Regions from separate parts of the Homo sapiens genome. Here region 2 is linked to region 1. A link is a loop called in an ENCODE intact Hi-C map of the cell type or tissue named here. Cell type or tissue: MCF 10A. All regions are shown on one strand. Links, peaks and the distances in the headings refer to the core of each region. The heading gives the core; the rest is flanking DNA.

Evidence for each region. Hi-C counts contacts between places; a loop is a spot of excess contacts. Peaks named below come from ENCODE experiments on the same cell type or tissue, not always from the same donor. Only the 100,000 strongest peaks of a DNase experiment are listed, where the experiment ranks them.
Region 2: it touches region 1 in a loop (9-fold over the local background); 2 of 110 quality-filtered maps call a loop at or near these places.

Annotation. Positions count from the first base shown.
Region 1 is chrX:49,119,068-49,127,402 of GRCh38, reverse strand. GPKOW (G-patch domain and KOW motifs) reads left to right here and starts at 3,668. Exons shown (of 11, transcript NM_015698.6): 1 at 3,668-3,856; 2 at 4,627-4,781; 3 at 4,881-5,005; 4 at 7,589-7,698. The coding sequence starts at 3,681. RefSeq lists enhancers at 2,691-3,344, 3,345-3,998. In MCF 10A, for the core only: a CTCF peak has its summit at 3,561 (motif pointing left); a DNase peak (open chromatin) is centred at 3,602.
Region 2 is chrX:49,750,812-49,759,146 of GRCh38, reverse strand. No RefSeq gene overlaps it. Among named protein-coding and RNA genes, the nearest start is that of PAGE1, 59 kb to the right of the region's middle. In MCF 10A, for the core only: a CTCF peak has its summit at 4,699 (motif pointing left); no DNase peak of the experiment used is centred there.

The sequences.
Region 1 (8,335 bases), core at 213-8,212:
CTCCCGACCTCAGAGGATCTGCCTGCCTCAGCCTCCCAAAGCGCTGGGATTATAGGCATGAGCCACCGTGCCCAGTCCATTTAATTATATTTATAGCAGCTGGTCATGCAGTGACTCACGCCTGTAATCTCAGCACTTTGGGAGGCCAAGGCAGTCGGATTACCTGAGGTGAGGAGTTTGAGACTAACCTGGCCAACATGGCAAAATCCCACCTCTACTGAAAATAGAAAAATTAGCCCAGCGTTGTGTCAGGCACCTCTAATCCCAGCTACTCAGGAGGCTGAGGCACGAGAATCGCTTGAACCTGGGAGGTGGAGGTTGCAGTGAGCCGAAATCACACCACTACACTCCAGCCTGGGCAACAGAGTGAGACCCTGTCTCAAAAAAAATATATATGTATATATATATATATTTTATATATATATATTTATTTACAACTTCCAATGTAAAGGCGTATTTCTTTCATCCAAGGTGTGTGCTGTAATTCATTTACTGCATCCCCTTCTGTTGATAATTTAAGTGGTCTTCAAGCTTTTGCCACAATAATATGATAATGAATCTCATAAAAAATTATTTTACACATCTTCAATGATATCCTTGAGCCTAATTTGTAGCAGAATTATATTACTCTTTCTTAAGAATATTTAAGTATCTGTCATCTACTGTACAAACTATTTTATTTTTATTTTACTTATTTACTTTTTTAGAGGCAGGATCTTGCTCTGTCACACAAGCTATAGTGCAGTGCCACGATCATAGCTCACTGTATCCACCAACTCCTGGCCTCAAGTAATCCTCCTGCCTCAGCCTCCCATAGTGCTGAAAGTACAGGTGTGAGCCACCACACCCAGCAACTCTGTATAAGCCACTCTGTATAAACTCTTTTTTTTTTTCATTTTAAATTTTTTTTCATTTTCTAAGGCAGAGTTTCACTCTGTCGCCCAAGCTGGAGTGCAATGACGTGATCTCGGCTCACTGCAACCTCCACCTCCCGGGTTCAAGCGATTCTCATGCCTCAGCCTCCTGAGTAGCTGGAACCACAGGCGCCTGCCACCATGCCCGGCCAATTTTTGTATGTTTAGTAGAGACAGAGTTTTGCCATGTTTGCCAGGTTGGTCTTGAACTCCTGGCCTCAAGTGATCCACCTGCCTCGGCTTCTCAGAGTGCTGGGATTACAGGCATGAACCACCGCACCCTGCCTGTATGAACTCTTGAGGTCCTACACAAGAGAGATCTGTCTCAATAATCTTTTTTTTTTTTAATTTTCTGACTGCTTCATTTTTCCTTCATATCAGTAATCTTTGAAGCCTTAGGACCTGGTTCTCACAATATGTTTAATGTTGCTATATGTATATGTGTGTGTGTTGCCCAGGCTGTAGTGCTGTGGCCTGATCACCGCTCAGTGCATCCTCAACCTCCTGGGCTGAAGTGATCCTCCCCCCTCAGCCCTCTGAGTAGCTGGGTCCACAGATGTGCGCCACCACACCCCATTAATTTTTAAATTTTTTTGTAGAGTCAGGGTGTCACTAGGTTGCCCAGGGTGGTCTCAAAGTCCTGAGCTCAAACAATCCTCCTGCCTAGGCCTCCCAAAGTGCTGGGATTATAGGCGTGAGCCACTAAGCTCGGCACATGTTGCTATATTTTTAAAATATGTATTTAAATGTCTGTATTCCCTACTAGACTACAAGTTTCTTTTTTTTCTTTTTCTTTTCTTTTTCTTTTTTTTTTTTTTTGAGACAGAGTCTCGCTCTGTTGCCCAGGCTGGAGTGCAGTGGGGCAATCTTGGCTCACTGCAACTTCCACCTACTAGGTTCAAGCGATTCTCCTGCCTCCACCTCCCGAGTAGCTGGGATTACAAGCATGTGCCACCACACCCGGCTAATTTTTGTATTTTTAGTGGAGATTGGGTTTTGCCATGTTGGCCAGGCTGGTCTCAAACTCTTGACCTCAGGTGGTCCGCCCGCCTAGGTCTCCCAAAGTGCTGGGATTACAGGCATGAGCCACTGTGCCCAGCCTATTTTATTGATATTTGAATCTAGTGCCTTGTTGAGTATTAAAATCTGACATCAGTAGGCACTATTCTTTTTCTTTTTTTTTTTTTTTTTTTTTTGTTTTTCTTTTGTTTTTCTTTTGTTTTTGAGACTGAGTGTCACTCTATAGCCCAGGCCGGAGTGTTGAGATCTCGGCTCACTGTAACCTCCGCCTCCCGGGTTCAAGCGATTCTCCTGCCTCAACCTCCCGAGTAGCTGGGATTACAGGCATGCGCCACCACACCCCGCTAATTTTTGTATTTTCAGTAGAGACGGGGTTTCACCATGTTGGCCAGGCTGGTCTCGAACTACTGGCCTCAAGTGATCCGCCCGCCTCGGCCTCCTAAAGTGCTGGGATTACGGGTATGAGCCTGGCCAATAGGCACTATTTCTTTCTTTCTTTCTTTTTTCTTTTTTAAGACGGAGTCTCGCTCTGTCGCCCAGGCTGGAGTGCAGTGGCAGGATCTCGGCTCACTGCAAACTCTGTCTCCCGGATTCAAGCAATCCTCCTGTCTCAGCCTCCCAAGTAGCTGGGGATACAGGCGCCACCACCACGCCCGGCTAATTTTTGTATTTTTAGTAGAGACAGGGTTTCACCATATGAGTCAGGCTGGTCTCAAAGTCCTGACCTCAGGTGATCCACCAGCCTCGGCCTCCCAAAATGCTGGGATTACAGGCATGAGCCACCACACCCCTCTAATTTTTGTATTTTCAGTAGAGACGGGGTTTTTTATGTCTATTATTTATTTTATGTCTATTATTTATTATTGTACACAACTGACGCTCCATCCCCCCCACCCCCGACCTTTTTCTTTTTTAGAGATGGGGTCTCGCTCTGTCACCCAGGCTGGAATGCAGTGGTGCGATAAGAGCTAAGTGCAGCCTCGAATTCCCAGGCCTCAGGCCATCCTCCTGCCTCAGCCTGCGGAGTAAATGGAACTACAGGTGCGCGCCACCACACCCAGCTGATTATTTCTAAATGATTTACTTCATCAACACTTCCCACATAAGTAGGGCACACATTAGGCGCTCCATAAATACTTGTCAAACGCCTACACGAAGGAAGATTAATGTCTGGCAAGAATGAATCCACCTTCCACCATGCCTACCCCGCTAAAAACTACATTTCCAGCCAGGCGTGGTGGCTCACACCTGTAATCCCAGCACTGTGGGAGGCCGAGGCAGGAGAATCACGAGGTCAGGAAATCGAGACCATCCTGGCTAACACGGTGAAACCCCGTCTCTACTAAAAATACAAAAATTAGCCAGGCGTGGTGGCGCATGCCTTTAGTCTCAGCTACTCGGGAGGCTGAGGCAGGAGAATCGCTTGAACCTGGGAGGCGGAGGTTGCAGTGAGCCGAGATCACGCCACTGCACTCCAGCCTGTGAAACAGAGCGAGACTCCATCTTAAAAAACAAAACAAAACAAACAAAAAAAAAACTACATTTCCCTGGGCGCTTGGCGCGACGCGCTCCCACCACGTTTGAAAGAGCGACAATTACTTCCCACGGCCCCTTACCGCCCCCTCCCGCCGGTGCCACAGTGGTTGATGGGAAGGTAGTTTTTACGCACTTTGGCCGGCCCCTAGCGATCTGAACCCAAACTAAATTTCCCAGCAAGCAGCGCGCCGGCCTGGGAAAAGGAGCAAGATGGCTGACTCCAAAGAGGGTGTTTTGCCGCTGACGGCTGCTTCCACTGCCCCAATTTCATTCGGCTTCACTCGCACGTCCGCACGGAGGCGGCTGGCCGACTCGGGAGACGGCGCGGGGCCATCTCCGGAGGAGAAGGATTTCTTGAAAACCGTGGAAGGGAGGGAGCTGCAGAGGTGACGCGCCGGGTCTTTCACCCCTTGGAAATCTCTGCGGTGGGCGTAAGCGGGAGGGAGGAATCTCAGTTGTTTGTCTTGGTGACAGTGACCTGTTAAGCCTGAAGCACAGCCTGAGTAAATTCGTGGAGGCCAGAAGGCGGGAGTTTATAGGAGGGGGTGAGGAAATTGGGCCTGATAGCTGTGGGAATTGCGAAGAGAGGATGTATTACTGAGAAGAAGTGTCTTTAGGACTTGAAGACACTAAGGTCTGTGCGTTCTGGGAGAAGGAAAGAATGAGAAAATGACAGGACCTGCTAGTGTCTCAACTGAAGGGCTGAGGCGTCCCCGATATGGGGAACGGGATGGAGCGGCAGATTCAGGTTGATGGAGGCCACCATCAGCTTAATGAGGAGAGGAGTGTCTGAGGGGTCTGAGGGAGGGATTTCCAGAAGAGAATCAGGCATCTAGGAAGCTGTTTGGGAACCTGGAGCTGGGGAAGGTCTGGGCTGAAGATAGTGATTTGTGGGCCATTGTAGAAGCCGGTATTGAGTTAAACAGAGAGTGCAGGACTTATTTCTCGAAGGCACTGACATTTATGAGTTGGGGGCACTGGGGAGATAATCCAGAGAATGCACGATCAGAGAGGAACAGGAGATCCAGACATGGAGTAGGGAAGACATGGTCTGTGGGGCTGGGGTGAGTTTGGCTCTTGTGTTTTCTCTGAATGAAGGAGTGTGACCCACTGACCCTGCCATTCTCCCAACCCCACCCCTCTGTGTCCACATCAGTGTGAAGCCCCAGGAGGCCCCCAAGGAACTCGTCATCCCTTTGATCCAGAATGGCCATCGCAGGCAGCCACCAGCCCGGCCCCCTGGGCCATCCACAGATACTGGGGCCTTGGCGGATGGGGTGGTGTCCCAGGCTGTGAAGGAGCTCATTGCGGGTGAGTGATACCCCTTTACCCTTCCCCATTGAAGGAAGAAGAGGAAGAAGGTGGAAGGATAGAGTGGGACTTCATTGCTCCCTCCTATTCTTCCTTTAGAATCCAAGAAGTCTCTGGAAGAGAGAGAGAATGCGGGTGTCGACCCCACGCTCGCTATCCCCATGATCCAGAAAGGATGCACCCCCAGCGGGGAAGGGGCAGACAGCGAACCCCGGGCAGAGACAGTGAGCTGGCCCCTTGTCCCCCTCCTGCCCCAGCCTTTCTTTGCCCTGTCCGCCAGGCTGTGTCCCTGCACGTAGCAGGGAAAGTCTGTGTGTGTGCTAGAGGCCCGCCACCTGCCCCTTCTCCTGTCATCATTTTGGAAGCATTACCAAATGAATCTGGGTATCTGGATGCTAAAAACGTACTTGAATCCTAGGATTATCTGAATGAGGTGTGCAGCAAAGGGAACAGGAAATGTAAAGGCCCTGAAGGTAGACACTGCCTAAAGTGTTTGCGGAACACCAAGGAGACCAGTGTGACTGAAGTGGAATGAGTAAGGGGAAGGGGTAGTAGACGAAGTCAGAAAGGAGATGGGGGTGCTAGACCAGGCAGGGCCTTGTAGGCCATTGTGAGGACTTTGGCTTTTACTCTGAGTGAGATGAGAGCCTGGACAAGCCCTGAGCATAGATGAAATATGATTTATGATTTGACAGTATCCCTCTGGAAGCTGTGAACAGACTCATTAGTGAAGGTGGAAGCAAGGGGATGAGTAGTCCAGGCTAGAGATGCTGGGGACTTAGACCAGAGTGGTCTGGAAGGATAAGTAGGGTTTAGTGAGAGAGGGAAGAACAGAGTGAGTACTCCTGTTAGTAGTAACAGCCCAAGCAATGGCATAGTGGTAGAAAATCGATATGGTGTGTCCATCAGTGAGGCAACATGTGGTGTATCTGGAGTGAATGGGAAGGAGTGATGATGGGAGGTGACAAGAGGGGACGTGAGAGGCATGTCTACAGAAGTAACCAAGTCTGTCTTTCATACCCACAGACCTGACTTTTCACCTCTTCTTTCATAAATTTCTTGCACTGCTTCTTTTGAGTCTAGTTCTTCTACAGCCCCACACCACTCTCTCTTTCAACTGAACTGTTCTCTTCAGCCTTCAGATGTGCCCTGGTTTCCTTCAACATTTTTTTGTTTGTTTGTTTTTTGTTTTTTGAGATAGAGTCTTGCCCTGTCGCCCAGGCTGGAGTGAAGTGGTGTGATCTCGGCTCACTGCAACCTCCCGGTCCTGGGATCAAGCGATTCTCCTGCCTCAGCCTCCCAAGTAGCTGGGATTACAGACACGTGTCACTACCGCCTGGCTAATTTTTGTATTTTTAGTAGAGACGAGGTTTCGCCACGTTGGTCAGGCTGGCCTTGAACTCCTGACCTCAAGTGATCTACCCACCTCAGCCTCCCAAAGTGCTGGGATTACCGGCGTGAGCCACTGTGCCCAGCTCCTTCATCTTTAAAGAAAAAAAAGATCCTCACTTCCCTCTTCATCCTTTCATCCTGTTCCAGCTTTGGCCTCATTCTTCTAATTTTTCCCTCTATAAACCTCCTCCTGCAGCTTTCTACATATCAGGTGACCAAAAATTCCATCCATCCTTCCTCTCACTCAGCATAAAAACCTTGGAGTCAGCCAGGGGCGGTGGCTCACGCCTGTAATCCCAACACTTTGAGAGGCTGAGGCCAGCGGATCACCTGAGGTCAGGAGTTCAAGACCAGCCTGGCCAACATGGCGAAACCCCATCACTAGTAAAAATACAAAAATTAGCTGGGCATGGTGGCACGTGCCTGTAATCACAGCTACTCGGGAGGCTGAGGCAGGAGAATCGCTTGAACCCAGGAGACTGAGGTTGCAGTGAGCTGAGATCATGCAACTGCACTCCAGCCTGGGCAACACAGCAAGACTTCATCTCAAGAAAAAAAAAAAAGAAAACCTTGGAGTCATCCTCAATTCCTCTCTTTATTTCGTGCCCCATACAATATGCCAGCACAATCCTATCATCTTTTTTCAAAATGACACCCAGAACTGACCACTTCTCACCACCACCAATACCACTGCAAAGGGCTGAGCCACCAGCATCTCTCATCTGGACTATTAGAGTAATTTCCTCACTGGTCCCTCTTGTGGCTCCCACCTGGCTCAAGGTCCTCTGACTCCTGCCCAGCTCTCCTGATTTGGTCTCTTCCCCACCCTTCTCTGCTGTCTACTCTCACTCTCTCCATTTCAGTCATGGTGACTTTCATGATACCCCTCACACATACCAAGCCTTGTCCGGCCTCAGGGCCTTTGCTGTTACTATGCTTTCAGCTTGGGACACTTTCTTCTCATATCCTCATGGCTCCCTCTGCTGTCATCTCCTGATCTCTGCTTAAATGTCAACCCAGTGGCACTCCCTCTCCATCCCTCTGCATCTTCTTACCCTGTTTTCTTGTTCTTTACATCACCACCTGACATATCATGTTTTCTGGGTTTTATTTATAGTATGTCTCCACAACTAGATCAGAAGCTCTGCAGGGGTAGGGGTTTTTGTCTGTTTGGTTCACAGCTTCATCCCCAGTACCTAGAACAGTACTTGCCATAGACAAGGTGCTTTATATTTGTTGAAGGACTGAACATGGAGGAGTACAGTGAGGGATGGAAAGAGGAAATCAAAACTCACCCTTGAGCTGATTGGAAAAGACGCGTAGCAGGTCTCCCAGTGGGGGGCAGCAAGTGCACTTCAAATAGAAGACCCAGTGTAAGCAAAGCCTGACCCTCCTTCCTCTACCTGAACCTGTAGGTGCCAGAGGAGGCTAATTATGAGGCGGTCCCCGTGGAGGCCTATGGGCTGGCCATGCTGCGGGGCATGGGCTGGAAACCTGGCGAGGGCATCGGCCGCACCTTCAATCAGTGAGTTCTGGGATAGGGTCGAGGGGACAGACAGATCATCAGGCTGCAATCAAGATCCCCAGGGTCACTGCCAAACCAGAACCACCTAGGCAGGGAGGGAGGATACATTATCGCCCTAACTAATTCAGCAGCCCCTTCCACTACTGTTTTAAACTCCCATTTGCCCTTTGAAACTCTAATAGAATCCCATTTATATAAAGTTTGCCTCTAGGGACATCAATTTCCTCATCTGAAAAATGGGGGTAATAGTACTGACTTCATAGGTCTGTTGTGAGAGTTAAATGAAATTATACACATAGGCCAGGTAGTGGCTCATGCCTGTAATCCCAGCACTTTCGGAGACTGAGGCAGGAGGATCACTTAACTCCAGGAGTTTGAGACTGGCCTGGGCAACATAGGGAGGCCCCATCTCTACAAAAGATTAATTAATTTTAAGAAAAGAAATTAGGGCCGGGTGTGGTGGCTCACACATATAATCCCAGCACTTTGGGAGGCTGAGGTGGGTGGATCACGAGGTCAGGAGATCGAGACCATCCTGGCTAACACGGTGAAAGCCCATCTCTACTAAAAAAAAAAATACAAAAAATTAGCCGGGCATGGTGGCGGGTGCCTGTAGTCCCAGCTACTCAGGAGGCTG
Region 2 (8,335 bases), core at 224-8,223, 630 kb before region 1:
TCTAAGATTATTCTTCTTATGTTTTTAGTATAAACTGCTTCAAACTCTTTTGGTAATAGGCAGGCACTAAATAAAACAATACTACCTTGCCTTATAGGCTTGTTGTTATCTCTGCTCTCTAGGAGTATAAATCTCATGGAGAAGACTGTGCAAAAAAAATTTTTTTTTTTGAGACAGAGTTTCACTCTTGTTGCCCAGGCTGGAGTGCAATGGTGCAATCTTGGCTCACTGCAACCTCCACCTCCTGGGTTCAAGCGATTCTCCTGCTTCAGCCTCCCAAGTAGCTAGGACTATAGGCATGCACCACCATGCCCGGCTAATTTTTATTTTTAGTAGAGACAGGGTTTCGCCATTTTGCATAGACTGGTCTCAAACTCCTGCTTCAGCCTCCCGAGTAGCTGGGATTACAGGCGCCCGCCACCACACCCAGCTAATTTTTTTTGTATTTTTAGTAGAGACAGGGTTTCATCATGTTGGCCAGGCTGGTATCGAACTCCTGACCTCAGGTGAGCCGCCCGCCTCAGCCTCCCAAAGTGTTGGGATTACAGGCGTGAGCCACTGCGGCTGGCACAAAATATTTTAACAATGTAACATTTCTGCCCAGTCAATGGGATCATTCGGAAAGGCATTTTGCTTCTTTTTTCTTTTTTAAGCAACAGGGTCTTGCTCTGTCATCCAGGCTGGAGCACAGTGGTACGATCATAGCTCACTACAGCCTCAACCTCTTGGGCTCAAGGGATTCTCTCACCTCAGCCTCCCAAGTAGCTGGGACTACAGGCACATGCCACCAAGCCCAGCTAATTTTTCTATTTTTTGTAGAGATTGGATCTCACTATACTGTCCAGACTGGTCTCAAACTCTTGGCCTCAAGCCATCCTCCTACCTTGGCCTCCCAGAGTGCTGGAATTGCAGGTGTGAGCCACCTCGCCCAGGATAGAATGGCATTTTGAGTAGGCCAATATGTGCAGACATATGCCCTAAAAGGTTTGGTTTCATTGAAGTAATACAGCAGGAAGCCAGGAACCAAAGCCTTGAATCAGAGATGAGATTCCATCTCTGGGCCTTTCATAACCATGCATGGCTCCAAATTCCCCATCACCAAAACAGAAAATTAAAGCAGAATGTACTCTCCAGGTGGCCCTCTAAGTAGGAAATAAAATCTTATCACCCTACTTATGATTATAGAATCAAAGATTGGATGGGTCTTTAGGAAAGATGAACTTATTTTCCAGATATGCAGACAGGGACCCTGAAACTCAGCGAGGGCAGCAGACCGGCTGGGTTCCAACAGGGTTGAACCTACTTTCTAGCCTTGTATTCTACTGTGATATAATACAGACTGATGAATTTGTTTCTCTTTGTCTCTTTCTGACCATCAAAGCAACTGATTTCTACATGAGAGAAGAATATACATGCTGAGAGAAGAGGATCACCTGGAGATATGTACCAATTCTGTGTCCCAGTGAGAAATTTACAAGTATCTGTATAGCTCTTAATGTAGAGATTGGTACTTATCTAACAATGGAAGTTCAAGTTTCTAACTGCTTTCCTTTTGGCCTAATTTGATAAGGATCAGATTAGCAAATCAGAGCAAAGGTGAGATGGGGATGTAAATATTCATTGGCTTCTGACATTTCTAAGCAAGAAAGCCAAGGACTTCTACCAAGCCTGGAGATTGTTTCTCTTAAGATGCCGGGAGGGTATGCTAGTCCAGGCTCCAAGAAACACTGACCCATGTGCCATTTTGAAAAGCCCATCAGATCCACACAATCACAGTAAGAGAAGAACGTTTATTTCTATCCCCTTTGGCTACTGCCTCATTTCCATTCAACCTAGAAAGAGGTAAAAAAAAAAAAAAAAAAAAAAAAAAAATCGGCTATGCTGTGATCTCACTGCGTTGAGTATGGTAGCTTTCACAGGAGTCTTTACCTTATTAAGATGGGTCGGGTAAGGATTGAAATTATCCCAGCTTTCCTCTCTATCACACATTCAATTCAACACTGTGATGAGTTTTCATAAAGGTTTTATAATTCTCAGTGGTATGGTGAATAGCCTTTGGCCTTTAAATCAAATGACAGAAAAAAGTTTCTTCAGGCAGAAAAAATGAAGATTCTATTTCTGTTCCTAGATTTAGTTATCAGTCACCTGGTTTCACATTAAACTTTGATGATAAGTTATTCAATAGCCATGATATCAGAAGTTCTGCTGGCCAGAACAAACTGCCAGTAACTACTCGCATGACTGAGAAAGCACTGCTTCTCATTTCCCCTTTCTTTTGCCCAGGAGATTGTGGTTGTGATCTCCCAGTCCTGCTGGCTCCAATGCCTGCCTGCCTGCCGTTTTTCTTCCTTCCTTCCTAACCAAGTTCTATCTTCCTAATAAGAATACACTAGCATTCCATTAAGAGAGCCAGACAGAGAGAGAGTGAGAGGTAGAGAGAGAAAGAGAGAGGAAGGTTACCAGATTAAAGTTTTTATCAGACGATATCTCCCAAGCAACCTAAAGCTTTTAGTCTGTCAGTCCCTTCCTCACATCTCCAAAGGGCCAGGAGGGAAGGAAGCCCTTCCTACAGCATATTGTGGAACTGGCCCAGCCCAATGCACTTTTAATTCCTCAGGAATAGCATCACTGTCCCCGTTGTTTCCCTGGGAGGTCATTCTACTGCCTATAGCTTCCACTCTACTATGGAATTAATTGTTTCTCCACCAAATTCATAAGTTGAAACCCTAATCCCCAATACGACTGTATTTGGAGATAGGGTTTACAAGGAGGTAATTAAGGTTAAATGAAGTCATACAGTTATTTAACCTCAATTAAATCAGGGCAGGTCCTTAAAAGAAGAGATAACAGAGCTCTTCTTCTTGCTCTTCTTCTTTCTTTTTCCTTTTCTTATTTTTCTTTTTTCTTTCTTTTTTTGTTTTTTTCATTCTTTTTCTTCTTTGCTCACAAAGAAGAGACTATATGAGGACACAGCAAGAAAGCAGCCATCTGTGAGCCAAGATTGGAACCCTCACCAGAACCAAATCAGCCAGCACCTTGATCTTGGACTTCCAGCCTCCAGAACATGAGAGGATAAATGTCTGTTGTTTAAGCCACCTAGTCTGTGATATTTTGTTATGGAAGCCTGAGCAAACTAAGACACACTTCAATTCCTTTCTGCCCATTTCCTTCTCTGTAGTGCCTTCTTACTGCCTGCAAATTACTCTTTGGGGACTTACAGTCCTGAAGCAGAGGCACATTCCCACTTCTCCTAAACAGCAGCTTCCCTGAGCTACACATATTAAATTCTTTTAAGCTCACCTCATTTTTTCAATGATTTTTAAGGCTCTTCTCCATACTTTGTCCAATTTCAAGTAGTACATTACTTATATGGATGACAAATTTCAACTCCATAAACCATCTTGCATGAACAACTACAAGATATAAAAACTCAAACACTCACTGTATCCTCCAGTATGAGTGCATTTGTGCATATGTGCACATAACGCTGGTTTGTTATATATATTTCATGAGTGTCTTAGTCTGTTTTCTGCTGCTATAACAGAATACCACAGACTAGGTAATTTATAAAGAATAGAAGTTTATTTTGCTTATGGTTCCAGAGGCTGGGAAGTCCAAGAGGCTGGTGCTAGCATCTGGTGAAGGCCTTCATGCTTTGTTATCCCACAGCAGAAGGCAGAGGTGAAACCAGTGCTCAAGGCAGAGGGAGGCACCAGGGGCTGAACTCACTTTATAACAACCCACTGTCATAATAACTGACCTGCTTCCATGATAATGACATTAATCTAGTCATGAGAGCAGAGCCAATCACCTCTTATCAGGTCCCAACTCCCAACACTCCTGCATTGGGAATTAAGTTTCCAACACATGAATTTTGAGGGGGACACATTCAAACCATAGCAAAGGGTAAAGGTAAAACATTATGGCCATTTAGGTTTCCTTGATTCTACCCAATTATAAATACCAAGAGAAACCTGAGTTCCACTTCCCCAATCTCATCCAAATATTTCTCTTCAATGAGATTTTGAAAACCTATCCAGGGATTGGTTAAAGATGGCAAAATATAAAAGAAATCAACTTCCTGCATATTTCCAATGGTGAATTTGTTCCATTAAAAGGCGTCAAATGGGAGCATGTACAGGATGATTATTTCTCAGAGTCCTGTGGGAGAAAGCAAGCTGGGGATTCTGTTCATGTTTCCTGCATTTGGACAGAGGCCCTGCTGGTAAGTTCCTCTGCAAGAGATGAACAGAATCCAGTGTTATCTAAATGTCAGACGGGATCATTCTAGAGAGTAGCCCCTTAAACTCTCTAAGAAGAGGAGGTTAAATTCTCTGTCAAAACTTCCATACATTCCACTCCCTCTTCCTCAAAGGAAACCTCAGAGCTGAGGTACCAAAGTGACAGCAAACAAACAGAAGGCCATAAATGCTACCTGCTTCTGTAGCACTGCAGTTTGTGCATAGACAATGAGCCACAATAACACTGACAGCAGCCCAGCTCTCTCCTTGTTCATTTTGGATGCAGGCCCTCATAGGCATAAATCGCTGTTACATAGGTCCACTGTGCATTTTAGCAATTTTAGGTGTTAGATATTTCAAGTGATTTTATGCCAGTGACAAGGGGTGGGGTAAGCAACTGTCTATGGAATAGAGGTTGTGAAGAGGCGGCCACTTCAGGTTCCCCCTGGTGCACAGACACCCAGAGCCCTGTAGGCGGAGACACAGAGCTGTCCATCTGAGCAAGCAGCGCTTTGTTCTTATTTGTCTTCCCCACAAAATACGTACACTTAGCATTGCGACTTTTCCTTTCCATTTGCATCTGTGAATCCTAGGGAGAAATCATAAATATCTGCATGTATCTATCCATGCATTTAAATAAATGAAAGTTGGCAGTGGCTTTCTTTTTTCCATTTCAATTGATAGGCACAATGCATAAAAAGGGAATTAGTGTTGATCTTATTTTATCAAAGCAATTTCAAGAAATCTTTTAGTCAAAGAAGAAAATCAGCTATTTCTTAACACTGTGTTAAGTGGTAATTCATGCACCTGCGGAAATACAATGACCACACCTGCCATTGTGCTTTGGGCCAGACCTTGCTTGGAGAACATTTAAAGGGCAGTGTGTTTATTCTACCTGCATATGAGGAGGCACACAGATGCCCGCATGTAACACATCACAGTCAGAAATTCTATCACATGCAACCTGGGCATGGGATGGGACCATCTATGTACAGGTGCCAGCTCTGCCTGGAGCCAGGTAGAGAGACCAGATGGCTGCTGGGAGGGTTCCTGCCTCTCCTGATGCTCTGGACACACCAGATGGGAAAATACTAGCAAATACGCATGCCGTTTTCTCTGGACATGTTGATGCCTGAATAAATGTCCTCCTTTTAAGCAGCGTACTAGTTTCCTGTGGCTACCGTAACAAATTACCACAAACTTGATAGATTAAAACAACCAAAATTTATTTTCTCATAGCTCTGGGGGCCAGACGTCCAAAATCAAGGTGTCAGCAGGGCCATGCTCCCTCTGAAATCTCTAGGAGAGAATCCCTCCTTGCCCCATTCAGCTTATGGTGGCCCCAGACATTCCTCGGTTTCTGGTAACCTAACTCCAGTCTCTGCCTCTATCTTCACACAGCCTTCTCTACTGTGTCTCTGTGTCTCAATCTTCCCTCTCCTTTCTCTCATACAGACACCAATCATTAGATTTACGGCCCACTCTCAATCCAGAATAACCTCATCTTAACTTAGTTACCTCTGCAAAGACCCTGTGTCCACATAAAGTGACATTCATAGGTACTGGGGGCCAGAACTTGGACATATATTTTGGGGGGACACAATTCAACCCACTACAGGCAGCATATCCAAGATGTCTTGTGGCACACTGACTTGTTACAAATTGCAGCCATCCCCAAATCATTTTCCTTTTCTTTTCTTCATACCCCAGGAACTAGAACTACAAATAGAAACTTCAGTGAAAACATGGCGTGCTCACAGGTTTTGACTTAGAAGCAGGGAGGAAAGGCATTTATAAGACCCTGCAATCTGGACACTATGCTAGCCTGGAAACTCCACACTTGTTCTCTTCCAATCCTGTAAAATAAGGATTGCTGTCACCAGACTGCAGATGAGGTTACTGTGGCCCAGAGTAACCCACCCAAGGTCTCCCAGCAATCTCTGGGCAGGCCCAGGTGTGGAGACTGTGTCTATCTGACTACACAGCCTCATGCACTGTGTGTATGAGATTGTAGGGACAGAGTCAGAATATATGGCTACAACATGGCAGCATTTGGAGAGCTCTTGGGAGGGCCCAGACCATTCCCCCGACTAAGCTGCCTTACCAGCTTGTTAGTGCCTGTTTTTCCTTCACAGGGAACAGCCCCTTCCATTTTATAAATACACGTAAGGATGTAACCCAGAGAGGAGTAGTACCTTCTCTGAAATACATACCAAAAGTAGACCAGGTCCTTTTCAGAGGCAGATTTGATCAGAAGAAGAAAACATAGAAGACAGCAAGGGCTGCTAGCAGACCCCCCTGAGAAAGAGGTTGAAGGCATCTAAAGATAGAAAATTGTGCAGTCCACTATCTTAGCTCCAGCAGCAGTAACAAATTTTCAGAGACTGGGTGGCTTAAATAACAAACATTTATTTATCAGTTCTGGAAGACCAAGATCTAAGTGCCAACTTACTTGGTTACTGGTGAGGGCTCTCTTCCTGGTTTGCAGATGGTCATCTTCTTTTATCCTCATATGGTGCAGAGAGGAAGCCAGTTCTCTCGTGTCTGTTCTTTTTCTTTTTGAGAATATGCTATTTTAAAATTTTTATGGGTACATAATAGTTGTACATATTTATGGAATACATGTGTTACAAGTATATAATGTGTAATGATCAAATCAGTGTAATTGGGATATTCATCACCTTAAACATTTATCATTTATTTGTGTTGAGAACATTCCAAATCCACTTCTATAATTATTTTGAAGTATACGATAAATTACTGTTAACTATAGTTGCCCTATTGTGCTACCAGATCAGTAGATCTTATTCCTACTATCTAACTGTATTTTCGTATCAATTTTTTAAACGGGCACTTATCCCATCATGAGGGCTCCATTGTCATGACCTAATTACTTCCCAAAGGCCCCACCTCCTAATACCATCACATTGGGGATTAGGGTTTCAACATATAAATTCTGGAGAGACACAAACATTCCATCCATTGCAGTATGCCTGGAGCAGCCAGCTTCCTCTGTCTGATCAATTCTGTGTGGGTATCTGACAGCTAGGTGATTCTGGATCAATCAGGCACCTCTATTTGTCTCAGGTTCCTATCTGTAACACAGAGCGAGAATAAACATTCCCACCTATCGAGGATCTGGAATGGCTTCCCTGGAACTCCTTGATGCTGGCTTGGGCAATGTTTTACATGGAAACAAACACAAGTCACATACTTTGATCCAGGAGACAAATTGAAATTAGGCCATCAAAATAAAACCAGAAGGGAATCTTCTGAAAAAGAAATTAAATGAATAAATATTTTCTCTAAATAGAAAAGTAATGAGCACGGTGTATAGAGAAAACCATGCCAATTCTAAGAAATAAGTTAATATATTCTTTAGACAGAACCAGGAAATCAGAGAAATATAAAGTCCCAGCGCAAAAACGTGCAAGATAATTTGATAAACCATTCCCTGACAAGAAAGTAACTACACTTAGAACAGCAAGAAGAAATCTAAGGGAATGGAGCAAAAGCAAACAGGCTAAAACAAAGCAAGAGGGATTGTGGTGAGATACATGGAAGAACTTCCAGACCGTTATAGGAATGAGGACTAAGCTCTGTTTTTGTTTTTGTTTTTGTTTTAATCTTGCCCAAATTCCTTTCTAAGGGGTCTGGGGAGTCATGCCCTACAAACCATAAATTCTCTCATCAGATGGGTTTTATTTAACCATGTATATCATGGCTTACTTTTCAATCTGATTCTGACATAACAAGGGAAAAAGTCAAAATGTTTTACCCCAAAATATATTTCCTTGCCATACCTTGGAATTGCCCTGCAAAGTCTCTTGTAGGAAAAATCCGCCTTCTATAGAGAATCCCTTTCCCCCTTTGTTTTCCTTCCTTCCTTTCCAGATCCAGGAGATAATCAACTAAGAGCCAAGCACCCTTTTAAGTCCGATAAGAAACACTTTACAACTTGCTCTCTCTGAAGTCTACTATCTGAGAGCTTCCTCTGCACAATAAAACTTGGTCTCCACAATCCTTTACCTTACCCTGAACATTTCCTTTGATCCTGGGTCTTCAGATAAACTCAGCTAATTGTCAACCAGAAA